Regions from separate parts of the Homo sapiens genome. Here region 1 is linked to region 2. Evidence: chromatin contacts called from ENCODE Hi-C or POLR2A ChIA-PET data. All regions are on one chromosome and are shown on one strand. Each heading gives the region's core, a stretch centred on a gene start or an enhancer-like site at or near the end of the contact. The rest is flanking DNA. Distances are from core to core; before and after follow the strand shown. Region 1 holds the start of MAP3K21 (mitogen-activated protein kinase kinase kinase 21). Region 2 holds the start of SPRTN (SprT-like N-terminal domain).

Evidence for each region. A loop is a pair of places that touch in the nucleus more often than their neighbours do. ChIA-PET counts read pairs that join two places held with the same protein, here RNA polymerase II (POLR2A). Pooled maps may share reads with other maps.
Region 1: a loop to region 2 is called in a pooled map, with 9 times the contacts of the local background. The contact joins the promoter of MAP3K21 here to the promoter of SPRTN in region 2. A Hi-C loop is called at or near these places in 1 of 168 maps with a recorded cell type or tissue (CD4-positive, alpha-beta T cell), 1 of 37 single-sample maps with no recorded cell type and 4 of 50 pooled maps. POLR2A ChIA-PET finds 5 or more read pairs at or near these places in 2 of 52 experiments (MCF 10A and PC-9).

What each region holds. Positions count from the first base shown.
Region 1 is chr1:233,326,398-233,330,454 of GRCh38, forward strand. It overlaps MAP3K21 (mitogen-activated protein kinase kinase kinase 21), which reads left to right and starts at 1,327. Exons shown (of 10, transcript NM_032435.3): 1 at 1,327-2,436. The coding sequence starts at 1,632. It also overlaps a transcript of PCNX2 not described here. RefSeq lists silencers at 841-1,140, 1,331-1,630, 1,430-1,581, 1,771-1,970.
Region 2 is chr1:231,335,981-231,339,930 of GRCh38, forward strand. It overlaps SPRTN (SprT-like N-terminal domain), which reads left to right and starts at 2,313. Exons shown (of 5, transcript NM_032018.7): 1 at 2,313-2,624; 2 at 3,789-3,888. The coding sequence starts at 2,404. EXOC8 (exocyst complex component 8) reads right to left here and starts at 1,872. Exons shown (of 1, transcript NM_175876.5): 1 at 1-1,872. The coding sequence starts at 1,765. RefSeq lists enhancers at 1,174-2,049, 1,597-1,646, 1,687-1,746, 2,050-2,924, 2,327-2,526 and 1 more and silencers at 1,307-1,476, 3,548-3,597.

The sequences.
Region 1 (4,057 bases), core at 77-2,576, 2.0 Mb after region 2:
TAAAAAACATTTTTGACCAGCTGTTGGTTGATTCTGTGGATGCAGAAGACCCACTGTAAAACTATTAACTCATTTAGTCTTCCTAAAAACCCTATAAAGTAGGTACTATTTATTATATTCCCATTTTATAGATGAGAAAACTGAGTCATAGAGAAATAAAGAAACTTGCTCAAGGTCACACAGCCAATAAATAGTTTGATCTGAGAGACAAAGAAAACTGAAAAGACAATAAATTTATCTTTATGTAACTCAGAATGTTACTGTATGTCCTATCCTCATAATATCTAAAATTGTCCCTTCTGTTATTGGAAGTACAGGATCCACACGTTAGGAAATTCTGGCCTACTACAGGATAATCTAATATTTTAGAATTTTAATAACTAAGCTCTTCTATCTTTTTAGCCTCATCACCTGCCACAGTAACCTACCAACGTCTGGCACCCAGCCATTGCCAATGCTTCCTAAACCCAAACCTGTGGGTTTCCAGGGAGACTGGGGCATTTTCCATCTGAGTAGACAGTAAAAATAAGCAAAGGATTTACCATCATGGAGCTTCTGGGACTATACCGACCACGGGTCACTCTGCGCTGCGATCTGTAACCTAGTCAGTTCTGAGATGCACGGTGGCTCAAACGCACTTAGCATGGTGACTTGCCACTCGCACTGGCCCAGGTCTGGCACCGCGCTACAATTTCTTCTGTAGCCCGTTCTGAGATTCTGTCACTCTCCCTGAACTGCAACTCTCTCTCTCCCCGCCACACCCTAAAGCCCCACATCTTCTCAACCCTCTCCCACCGCTTCTTGGAGAAGCGTCCCCTCCCTCAGTCTTACCTTTGGCTTAATTTAAACTCTCCCGAAAATTTATAGCGGATGACGGCCGATCCCGCCTCCCAGACCATGTGGGCGCGGCTCACCATTGCTCCGGAGCACCTGCGGCGGGGGCGGGGTGGGACCAGCCAGGCGGGCCCAGGGGGCGGGCCCGGCCCAAGGTGGTGGGGGACGGGCCCGGGCGCCAGGGGCGGGACGAGGCTCTGGGGACTGGCACAGAAAAGGGAAGTGAACCTGGCGAGGGCGGGGCGGGATGGTGCAGTTGGTGGGGAAGGGTGGGGCGAACCTAGGAAGGCGGTCCCATAGGGCGGGCGCAGACTGGGCGCCCGGGACGGGTCAAGGAGGGCGGAATGAACCTGGAGAGGGCGGGGCGGCTGGGGGAGGGGCGGGAAGGCCCTGGGGACTGGCCTAGGGGCGGGCCCGGGGGGGTGGGGGGGCGGTGCGGAATGGAGCCGGAGGGGGCGGGGCGGCCCTGGCGCGGCTAGGGTGGGGTGGGGCGTCCCAGGCTCTGGCTAAGGAGCGCGCGGCGGGCGGGCCGGCCGCAGGGCCTGGGCACGACCATGGTGGGACGTCGCCCGCGGCTTCGGGGACCGCTGCGGCAGCAGAGGCGGCTGGCCAGGAACGCGGGCCGAGGCTGGACCCTTTGGGCAGCTAGCCCGTGATCTCTGCCGTCACCGATCGCGATTCCTACCCCCTCGCCTTCCCCCGGCGCCGACGGCCACACCGCCGGACGATGCGCGCCCGCGGCCGCCCGGGAGGCTGAGCCCAGCTTCCCGCTCCGCCTTCCCCGCGCAGCTGCCCCCATGGCTTTGCGGGGCGCCGCGGGAGCGACCGACACCCCGGTGTCCTCGGCCGGGGGAGCCCCCGGCGGCTCAGCGTCCTCGTCGTCCACCTCCTCGGGCGGCTCGGCCTCGGCGGGCGCGGGGCTGTGGGCCGCGCTCTATGACTACGAGGCTCGCGGCGAGGACGAGCTGAGCCTGCGGCGCGGCCAGCTGGTGGAGGTGCTGTCGCAGGACGCCGCCGTGTCGGGCGACGAGGGCTGGTGGGCAGGCCAGGTGCAGCGGCGCCTCGGCATCTTCCCCGCCAACTACGTGGCTCCCTGCCGCCCGGCCGCCAGCCCCGCGCCGCCGCCCTCGCGGCCCAGCTCCCCGGTACACGTCGCCTTCGAGCGGCTGGAGCTGAAGGAGCTCATCGGCGCTGGGGGCTTCGGGCAGGTGTACCGCGCCACCTGGCAGGGCCAGGAGGTGGCCGTGAAGGCGGCGCGCCAGGACCCGGAGCAGGACGCGGCGGCGGCTGCCGAGAGCGTGCGGCGCGAGGCTCGGCTCTTCGCCATGCTGCGGCACCCCAACATCATCGAGCTGCGCGGCGTGTGCCTGCAGCAGCCGCACCTCTGCCTGGTGCTGGAGTTCGCCCGCGGCGGAGCGCTCAACCGAGCGCTGGCCGCTGCCAACGCCGCCCCGGACCCGCGCGCGCCCGGCCCCCGCCGCGCGCGCCGCATCCCTCCGCACGTGCTGGTCAACTGGGCCGTGCAGATAGCGCGGGGCATGCTCTACCTGCATGAGGAGGCCTTCGTGCCCATCCTGCACCGGGACCTCAAGTCCAGCAACAGTAAGTGGGGCCAGAGGGAGGTGGGGGAAGACTACCTCCGTGCCAGCCCAGGCGGGCTCCACAGGACATAGTACCAGATGGAAAGAGGTGGGAGTCAGCCTTAGGGCGCCAGCAGCAACTCATGCCCAGGCCTTCAGGGCTCGGAAGTCCAGCTAGTCCTTGGTTACTTGCTTTGGGGCTGGTGACACGCTTAACCTTGACTTGCCTTTGGGTGCTTTTTAAAAAAGTTCAGACCAGACTTGCTTGTAGAGGAAACATTTGTAAAATACCTGGATCTCCTAGAAACCTCAGGGGGCAGTCTGGCCTTTCAATACCAGAGGTGATTCATCTGGGTAGGACTTTGCAAACCGAGGCCTTCTGCAGATTATATGGAACCCATGACCGTCTTCACCCGGTGGCCTTCATCAAAGTCCCCGAATGCACTCGGGGACGTCAACTTTACAAGTGCTGTATTGAGGTTGCTGTTTGCCTATTCAAAATATGACTTCATGTCTCTTACCTTTTCCAAAGACTGTTTTCATTCAAATGTCTCTCTATGGGCCAGGCGCGGTGGCTCATACCTGTAATCCCAGCACTTTGGGAGGCCGAGGTGGGCGGATCACCTGAGGTTACGAGTTTGAGACCAGCCTGGCCAACATGGCGAAACCCTGTCGCTACTAAAAATACAAAAATTAGCCCGGCGTAGTGGCAGGCGCCTGTAATCCCAGCTACTCGGGAGGCGGAGGCATGAGAATCACTTGAACCCGGGAGGCGGAAGTTGCAGTGAGCCAAGATCGCGCCACTGCACTCCAGCCTAGGAGATAGAGTGAGACTCTGTCTCAAAAAAAAAAAAAGTGTCTCTACGTGAAATATGATTTTATTATTGGTTCAATGGCTTCTTTTCTCCAGACAAGAGGCACTGGTGTGCACCGTAATGCACTTTTGGGTTAATAACAAGTGCATTGTCCTTGCACAGGTACTTGAAACCTTGAAGACCTGGCCAGTGTCATTGACTTTGTTTATAAATCAGGGTGGATTTTCCAGATGTCAATAAAGAACTGACAAATGACTTAAATGCAAATCCTATGAAACTTTGCTGTATAAAAGAGCCTATAGAATTGCTGTTTGATGTTGGTTCTTTAATATTGAAGATCGCTTCATATTCTTATAATGAGATGAAATCCCAGGGAAGGTTAAAGGATGCAGCCAGCCCTGGCATTGGCCTACAACAGCTGGAGGTCTTTCAATCCTGTGAAACCTGCTAGGACAGGAGCTAGCTCAAGTGAAAACATTGTCCCTAAAGAAGAGTGACAAGAAGAAATTTACTTGAAAATTACTAATGTAGCATTTTCACTGGGAATTGTAAATAATTGGAATGTTGTAGCTAAGCATAAGCATTAGGTTTTATTTCATGATCCTCCTTCCCCCCAAGTCTCTCTATAATTTAGATTGCATCTGCTTAGGTGATGAGAGCAAAGTCTAACAAAATATGTTGTTACTGGTAGCGGTGTATTCTTAGTACTTTGACAGACCACATGAAGGACTATAGCATTGCTTGCTTTTGAACTGTGTTACAGTAAAAACAGAGCGCAATTTCCTAAAATATACTTTTCTTTCGATAATATATATATATTTTTTTCAA
Region 2 (3,950 bases), core at 1,063-3,562:
GCTTACCCAGGGCTTCTGGCGTCATCAAGTTCATCCTCCTCCACATCTCTTCAGAGTTGCGATGTTTAGTGGCTTCAATGATGATTTCTTTGTAACTGTGCAAGGCCCCTTGGATGTCTTTCACCAGAAGGGCATGGATGATGAAGGTGAGATCCAGTCCGATATCACCCAGTTGCTGGCAATGCTCCTTAGCCACTTTTACACACTCAGCTGCTGTAGAGAGGCTCTCCTTACTATCAAACACCTGCTTGCTAAAAGCATCCACGAACATGCCCATGGCTGATCTTGCCCAGACCACAAAGGCAGAGTAGCAGCCGCTGTCAGTGCCTGCAAAATCGATCTCAAATTCTCTTGCAGTCTCGAGAAGGCTGGTAAAGAAGACATGGCACAGCTTATGAATATAGAGTAAAGTGGCACCTTCGATGCGAAGCTGACGAATTGCAGTATGAACAGCGGCTGCCCTGTTTCTCAAAAATAGCTCACAGGCCTTCGTGCACTGGCCCAGCCGGATCAGTTGCGAAACTGCTCTGCGAGTAGCCTTCGGACCACCTCTCAGGGAACGATCTGGGGAGAGTTCGAAAACTAGCACCTCAGTGAGCTGTCGAACTCGCTCCTCCACTTTGGCCCTTAGTTCTTTTACAGGAGGTGGGCTAGGTTTATCTTCCAGGTAATGGTTCAATTTATCCAGCAGGTCAACCGCCCCTTCAAAGTCTCTCTGCGCAATGCAGACATCCAGGTCTTCAGGTAACTCCTGGATCCATTCCATGGAGAGGTCCACCTTCTCTTCCTCTACCTCAGGAACAGCTGGTTCTTCTTCTTCGTCATCCTCAAATGGGTTAGTGGCCTTGGAAGTCACTTGGGGTGGCCCTCGAGGGGCCGCTGCCTCCTCCTGCTCCCTTCGCCTTTTCTCACTGAGGGCCCTCTTGGTGTCCTCCAGCACTTCCAGCCACTCTCGTTTGATTTTAGCATTTTCGGCCTGGAAAATACGGCTCTCGGGGAACATAAGCAGCTTGAACATGTCCTTCATGGGCGGGTTGTCCTTGACATTGACTACGGCCAAACCATCTAGGGAATAGAGAGCGTTGTAGCGATACATCCCACGCCGCTGAGGCAGCCAGGTAGCCACCAACAAGCAATCGTTCATGAGAAAGCCGTGCACCCGCTGCAGTTGGGCCATGTGGTCCGCATCGTATTCCACTAGGTCCCCATTGTACACCAAGTACTGTCCCGGCGTCTCCAGCAGATGCCTGCAGCCTTCCACCTTCTCAAGCAGGGTGGTGAGAGTGCGCTGCTTTCCTTCCTCGCCTGGACCGGAGCCGTCGCGGGAGGCACCCCCGGGGGTGGAGAAAAAGCCGGCCTGGCCTCGGAGGTGGTCTCGGCCCCCCGCCCCACCGACTCCCTCCTCCCCTCCAGAGGCGGCGGCGGCTCCGGCGGCAGCAGCGGCAGGCAGCAACGTAAGCGGGATGCTCTCCAGGCTGCTTTTCTGCTCGGTCAGCAAATGGCTGAGCTGGTACATCTCGCTCTCCAGGTAGGAGATCTCGCGGGCCGTCTCTATGAACTGCCGGTAGTTCTGGTAGACGTTGCGCTTCAGGTTCTGCGCCGTCTCCTCCGCCAGCGCCTGGATGCGCTGCCGGTGCTCCTGGAGGTCCCGGTCCCCATCCGACTGCTGCGAGAGCTGCTTCACGTACAGCCGCGCCTCAAAACCCCCTGACTCCAGCTGCCGACGCAGGCGGCTCGCCCCACTGTCCGACATCGCCATCGCCATTTCTCTCCGGGTCTCACGCACTCACTGTCACTATCGGCGCCGCAGCCGCCGCGGCTGTCTAGACCCACCCAAGGCCAACCGAGCTCCTGGGCTGAGGAAGCAGGAATGGGAACGAGACGAGTACGCCTGCGCCGGGTCTGAGCGTCAGACACTGCGCCTGCGCAAGTGGGCCGAGCGCAGACATTGCGCCTGCGCAGCAATGCCATCGGTTAAAGCGCATGCGCAAGATGAGCTATTGCGGAAGTGAGGGGAGGGAGAGGCCGAGAGAAATTTCGGTACTGCGCATGAACCGAGCGTGACGTTGAGGTTTGAAATAACCGGCAAAGAGTAAAGGCTGAAACTAGCTTCCTGAAAGCTTCGTAGGGCCCGAGCCCTGTGAGCCCAGGTTCTGCGCCCACTAGGAGGTGTCATGCTGACTGCTTTTTTTAAAGCCCTAGAATCTTGGCTTCGGCGTTTGGGGTAAGCTCCGTTCTCGTTCTCAAGCGCGTTTCCGCGAACTCTCGCGGGATTGACGGGCCGTCTCGAGAGCCGGCATCTCCTAGGAGCTAGTCCTGGTCCTCGGCTAGGCGGCTTGGGGTCGCGGCGTAACTGGGGAGCCAGCCTGACGCCGGCGGACCCCGCCTGTGATCCTGGCAACGATGGATGATGACTTGATGTTGGCACTGCGGCTTCAGGAGGAGTGGAACTTGCAGGAGGCGGAGCGCGATCATGCCCAGGAGTCCCTGTCGCTAGTGGACGCGTCGTGGGAGTTGGTGGACCCCACACCGGACTTGCAGGCACTGTTTGTTCAGTTTAACGACCAATTCTTCTGGGGCCAGCTGGAGGCCGTCGAGGTGAAGTGGAGCGTGCGAATGACCCTGTGAGTTCCGAGCCCCGCTGGGGAAAGAGGCGGGACTGGCAGCTTTCCTGCAGCCCCCGGCCCTGGTTTTCTCTCCTTTCTCTAGTCCGACGGTCCCAGGGGGCGTTAAATGAGGGGAGTCTGGTTTTGGACCTGGCAATTCCTGCCTCGGCGTGTTTCTGTCTTCCTTACCTTTTCTCCCACTCGAACAATAAGAAAGCTGTGTAGACCACACCGCCACGGTTGGACTCAGGGCCGTAACAAAAAAGAGATTTTTATTTGAATCTCACTTCACTTGAAAATAACAAGTTCCTGATTTGCCTTATGATAGTGCTGTAGGACCCAGAAGGGAGAAGCAACCAAATCTGCACCTAAGAAAGTGCTGAGGACGCAGAGTAACTGCCAAAGGATGTGTGTTCTCCTCCTCTATTCCCGTTAGGAAACCCACTTTAGTTAGCTCGTGTGTTGCATTGGGGATCTTCAGTGATGCTTTTAAAACGATTCTTTTTCTACACGCTAAATTTCAGAAATCCCTATTTGAAATAATAATCTACTCCTGCACGTGAACAGGGTTAAGTTTAAGATACAGTTGTATCCCAGCATGCTTGTTTTTGAGTTGATAGAAAACAACCTACTGTCAAACAAATTAAGATATGATATTAAATTGTGTTTAAAGTACCAATTTCCTTTATACAGGCGTCTGTTATGATTTTGGAGATATGCTACTGGAGATATCTGCTTGTTAATAACACCGAACTGTAACTTGTCGGAAGGAGACTGGGAGTAGCAGAATAGGATTGCCTTTGAGCTGTTGCAGCCTAGCTAGGGCAAGGGGAGCTGCAGTTGGGCCATGTGGTCCGCATCGTATTCCACTAGGTCCCCGTTGTACACCAGGTACGGTCCTGGCGTCTCTAGCAGGTGCCTGCAGCCTTCCACCTTCTCAAGCAGGGTGGTGAGAGCACGCTGCTTTCCTTCCTTGCCCGGCGGGGATCGGAGCCATCGCGGGAGGCGCCCGCGGGGGTTGTAACTAATTAATTAGGTGAAATGCAAGTATCTGCTAACCAAGGGGGGTATACTTTCATGAAAGCCATCTGCCAACTGAGTTAGTGTGAACTGCCCAAGAATGTGTAAGGACTTGGGCATATTTGGCCAATGTAACACATTTTTATGGTGATTGTTTTCTAGGTGTGCTGGGATATGCAGCTATGAAGGGAAGGGTGGAATGTGTTCCATCCGTCTCAGCGAACCCCTTTTGAAGTTGAGGCCAAGAAAGGATCTTGTAGAGGTATTTTTCGTGTAAACTTGCTTCCTAGCGCAGTAATTTACAAATACTTGTCAATGATTTAG